2 separate regions of the Homo sapiens genome follow, and region 2 is linked to region 1. Evidence: read pairs that join two places in POLR2A ChIA-PET (ENCODE). Cell type or tissue: endothelial cell of umbilical vein. All regions are shown on one strand.

Region 1 (2,500 bases):
GCTGTGTGGGGTCCTCATTGTCCCTGGTGTCTGGAATGTTGTACTTTATTTTTTATTTTTATCTTTTTAGAGATGGGGTCTTGCTTTGTCACCCAGGCTGGAGGGCGGTGGCACAATTTTAGCTCACAGCTGCCTCCAATTCCTGAGCTCAAACAATCCTCCCACCTCAGCCTCCTGAGTAGCTGGCACTGCAGGTGCCTGCCACTACACCCAGCTTATTTTGAAATTTTTTGTAGAGAAGAGTTTCGCCATCTTGCCCAGGCTAGTCTTGAACTCCCGGGCTCAAGGAGTTATTCTACCTCAGCCTCCCAAAGTGCTAGGATTACAGGTGTGAGCCACCATGCCCGGCTGAATGCTATACTTTTGAGAGAGACTTTGGGCTTGGACTCAGAGATTCCAGAATAAACGAGCAGTGTCTATGAAAGTCATGGTTTCACCCAAGCTGTATATTTGCCAAATCACAATTCCAAACTTACCACGTTTTTTTTTTTTTTTTTTTTTTTTGCCAGGGAAGAGGATCATAGCTGCAGCATTCTGTAATACATGCTGTCAGTTTGAGTTGGTGTAATTTCATTCTAAAGCAAAGAGGCATCATATCATAATTAGCTGGGGTAGTCTTATCCCCAAAGTTAATGCTGTGGGTATAATGATTAAGAGGTCAGGCTCGGGAGGCCACATTCACATCTCAGCTTAACCACAAGCTGTGTCACTTGGACAAATTACTTATCTACCTCCTTCCTTAGAGGGTCGTCATAAGGATTAAGTGAGCTAATGCATGCGAGGTGCTTAGGACAGTGTCTGGCACATAGTAATGGTTCAATAAGTGGTAGATATAATTTTCATTGGCTTTATTAGTTTGATTTATATTTTGGATTTTCAGTTCTTGTAAGGCATGTTGAGGTTTAAGCACATTTGTCATCCTTAGGCCACCCTTCCTCCCTCCCTCCCTCTCTTTGAGCTAGAAGTATATTGGAGAGCTCATTGCAATGTGAGATGAAAGAGGGTGAGAGGGAGACCAGGGAAGGGAGTTAGTCACCAAACACAGCCTCTTAGAGGTCATCCTGTCCCACCCTTCTCTTGGAGGCTGATGGATTGAGTCGCTGAGGGATTTGCCCAAGGCGGCCAAGCCCAGGGCATTAGTGGTGGAGCCGTATCTTGAACCTGGGTCTCCTAACTGCTGGTTATGTCTGCTGCAATCTTCAGCTCCCTGAAGTCTCCTCTGTCATTCTGATTGCTAACTAGAGTGCATTCTGGAGAGAAAATTTCCCTGCGTCTGGTTTATCTAATATTTAAAAAGTCATCTCTGTTAAGGAATCTCTGGTCATGTCCTATCATTTGCAGGGAGTGAAATGGGAATGTGCATGGTGTTCTTCAAGCACTCTGACTAATCACTTCATAAGCTATGGGCTTCCGTCATTTCCTTTCCAAGTCCTGCTGATCCCAGGCCCTTGTCTTCCCTGTCCAGGCCGGCAGCACCTGTGAGGCCCCGCACCCGTTCCTTACAGCCAGCTTGCCCTGGGCCCTGGATCACTGCATTACTGTTGTCTGAATCACCTCCGTGGCCTTGTTTTTCATCCTTGATGTTTTCCCAAAAGCATTGTTTCTCCAGTATCCGCAAAACAGCATCCTGTGATGTTTTCTTCTTCTTCTTCTTCTTCTTCTTCTTCTTCTTCTTCTTCTTCTTCTTCTTCTTCTTCTTCTTCTTCTTCTTCTCCTTCTCCTTCTCCTTCTCCTCCTCCTCCTCCTCCTCCTCCTCCTCCTCCTCCTTCTCCTTCTTCTTCCTTTTTTTTTTTTTGCCCTTAAGCCTATTGCTTCCTTCCTTAATGTTATTTCTTGCTTGCTTTCATTTTCTTTGGATGCTTCTATTTATTTTCCATTCATTAAGCTGCAAATAGGATTACAAGCTTCTTTTACTTATTCCAGGGATGAGATTGCAGTTTATAGACTATTCACATCCCTTTGCTTTTTCTGCAGCTTAGAGGCACTTTATAGCTCATGAAAATTTCCTAGTAAGGGAAAAGTAATATCTCTATAAGAATTGACAGATTACATAGTGATTTTATCAACAAGATAGGATACTAGGCCTAAGAGTTGAAAAGGTTAGATATAATCCTGGGTTTGAATTTGCATTCATAAACTGTAGTTCTTTGGACAAGTTATTTTTACCTTTTTCCATTTCAGTTTTCTCATCTGAAAAATGGGAATGTTAATACTCATCTCTTTGGGTTGTTGTCTTGGCAGATTTACTGAAGGAGTTAAGTAAGTCGGCTAATATTACTGTGTATATTGTGATCTTATTTGCGCTTCATAGAAAAATAGCCCTTTTGAGGTAGATAGGGTTATTTTCTCCATTTTTATCTGACTTTATATTAATTCATCTGTTCCCTTCCCTTCTTCCTTCCTGTTTCCTATCAGAGAGAGAGAGAAAGAAAAAGAGAGAGATAGAGAAAGGGAAAGGTCGATTTAAGGCTAATACATTTCTCTTGTACAGATGCAGCAT
Region 2 (2,500 bases), 77 kb after region 1:
TTGCGAATCAAGCCATTTCTTTTTTTTTCTTTTTCTTTTTTTGAGACTGAGTTTCACTCTTGTTGCCCAGGCTGGAATGCAATGGTGTGATCTCTGCTCACTGCAACCTCTGCCACCTGGGTTCAAGCAAGTCTCCTGCTTCAGCCTCCTAATTAGCTGGGATTACAGGCATGTGCCACCATGCCTGGTTAATTTTGTATTTTCAGTAGAAACAGGGTTTCTTCATGTTGGCCAGGCTGGTCTCAAACTCCCGACCTCAGGTGATCCGCCTGTCTCGGCCTTCTGAAGTGTTGGGATTACAGGCGTGAGCCACCGTGCCCAGCCTATTTCTTTAAGAGATTTCTATCAAAGTTTTCATAGATTTATTAGTTTGTTATCTAGTCACTATTAATGATCACTTTTTTTACCAATAAAATATTTTTATATTGCAGCTTTATAATACATATTTTATTGATTCTAAGACACAGATCTTTTCACATTTTAATATCTTTAAAATTTGATATATCTTGCAATCACTGACATTTTGCAGCTATGATTCACAGCATTTTAATTTTTATTATTTTTTAAGGCCTATGAATGTAACATAACTTTTATTTTTATTCTTAGTACAGAAAATACTGGTGTATCTTCTAGTCAACAGCAGTTAGATGTGATGAAATAAGTTACTGTTAATGATCACTGTAATAATTACTGTTAGAAACTTACTGTGAAACTTCTACCTTTACAACAGGACCTATAAATGGCAATGAAACTTTTTTTTTTTTTTTTTTTTTTTTTTTTGAGACAGAGTCTCAATCTGTCTCCAGGCTGGAGTGCAGTGGCGTGATCTCAGCTCACTGCAGCCTCCACCTTCTGGGTTCAAGCGATTCTCCTGCCTCAGCCTCCTGAGTAGCTGCGACTATAGGTGCGGGCTACCGTGCCCGGCTAATTTTTGTGTTTTTAGTAGAGACGGGGTTTCACATGTTGGCCAGGATGGTCTTGATCTCTTGACCTAGTGATCCACCTGCCTTGGCCTCCCAAAGTGCTGAGATTACAGGCGTGAGCCACTGCACCCGGCCACAATGTAACAGTTTTAGAAAAAGTTTAGAGTGGAAAAAAATGACCTGTAAGCCCTAAAGCTATATACTTTAACAAGTATATTTTGTATGTATTTCATTCCCGTCTTTTTACATGTGTACATATTTTTATCTGTTTGTAGCTATAGCATACATACTACTTTGGTCTACTTATTTTTTTATTCCTGTTATATCTTAATTTCTCTTTGTTTCAGGCCTTCATATTTGTCTTATTTATTTATGTATTGAGACAAAGTCTTGTTCTGTTGCCCAGGCTGGAGTGCGGTGGGATGATCTCTCCTCACTGCAACCTCCGCCTCCCGGGTTCACGCCATTTTCCTGCCTCAGCTTCCTGAGTAGCTGGGTCTACAGGCATGCGCCACCATGCCTGGCTAATTTTTTTGTATTTTTAGTAGAGATGGGGTTTCACCATGTTAGCTAGGATGGTCTCGATCTCCTGACCTCAAGTGATCTTCCCGCCTCGGCCTCCCAAGGTGCTAGGATTACAGGAGTGAGCCACCGTGCACAGCCTATATTTGTCATTTTTAATAGTTCCATAATCTATCAGTGTATGACCATAATAAAACTGCATGCCGCCCAGCTGCTGAAAATTTAGATTGTTGCCATTTTTCCTTTTGTGAATAATGCTTCAGTGAACAACTCTTTTGCATATTTTTATTAATTTTATCATTAATTTTGGCCATTTGTTTTATGAAATATAACTTTGGAGAGGATCTCTTTAGCCCTGGGATTTGAAGCTGCAGGGAGCTATGATTGTGTCATTGTACTTCAGCCTGGGTGACAGAGCAGGACCACTAACTCTTAAAAAAAAAAAAAAAAAAAAGAAACATAACTTTGTAGAAGCCTCCTGAACTGTGTTTTACTGTGAAGAATCAATCTTTATATTCAAATAAATTCAAATTAACAGCTGCTATTATAACACTGTTCATTCATTCTTTCACTCAGCTATATATCCTCCAAGAAAATACACTGGATCATTATGCGTTCCATAGGTTCCAAGAGCTAAGGAATCAAAGTTAAATAGGACACCCCCCGATGTTTGATATTTTGTTGCATAGTGGGAGACTCAAACTTATCAAAAATAAGTACTGTGTGATGAGGGATGTTGGAAAGATAAGGGTTAAAGTTTCTTAGCATGTAATTTACTTTGAGAGCATTGTTGATTGGTGTTCTTTTAAGTTATGAGGTGTGGACATACCATGTTACGTTTTTAAAATGTGTCTAATAGGTTTATCTGACAGAAAATGGCCCCTCCTGACCTATCCATAACTTCCTTTTAAGTCTAAACGTGTGTCCTGTGATCCAATGTTTGTCTAGAGTTCCGTGTCATGTTCCTCCAACATACTGTGTCATGTTCCTCCAATATACTAAGTTCCCTGTTGCCAGTAACTGTGTCACAAGTCTTTTTCCTTTCTATACCTACT

What was found. Peaks named below come from ENCODE experiments on the same cell type or tissue, not always from the same donor. Only the 100,000 strongest peaks of a DNase experiment are listed, where the experiment ranks them.
Region 2: POLR2A ChIA-PET joins it to region 1 with 11 read pairs; 5 of 35 experiments call an interaction of 5 or more read pairs at or near these places.

The regions. Positions count from the first base shown.
Region 1 is chr4:41,159,175-41,161,674 of GRCh38, reverse strand. All of the region lies in intron 1 of APBB2 (amyloid beta precursor protein binding family B member 2), which reads left to right. Among named protein-coding and RNA genes, the nearest start is that of APBB2, 54 kb to the left of the region's middle. In endothelial cell of umbilical vein, no CTCF peak of the experiment used is centred here; DNase peaks (open chromatin) are centred at 1,044, 1,484 and 1,991; H3K27ac peaks cover 2,500 bases.
Region 2 is chr4:41,081,967-41,084,466 of GRCh38, reverse strand. All of the region lies in intron 3 of APBB2 (amyloid beta precursor protein binding family B member 2), which reads left to right. Among named protein-coding and RNA genes, the nearest start is that of APBB2, 130 kb to the left of the region's middle. In endothelial cell of umbilical vein, no CTCF peak of the experiment used is centred here; no DNase peak of the experiment used is centred here.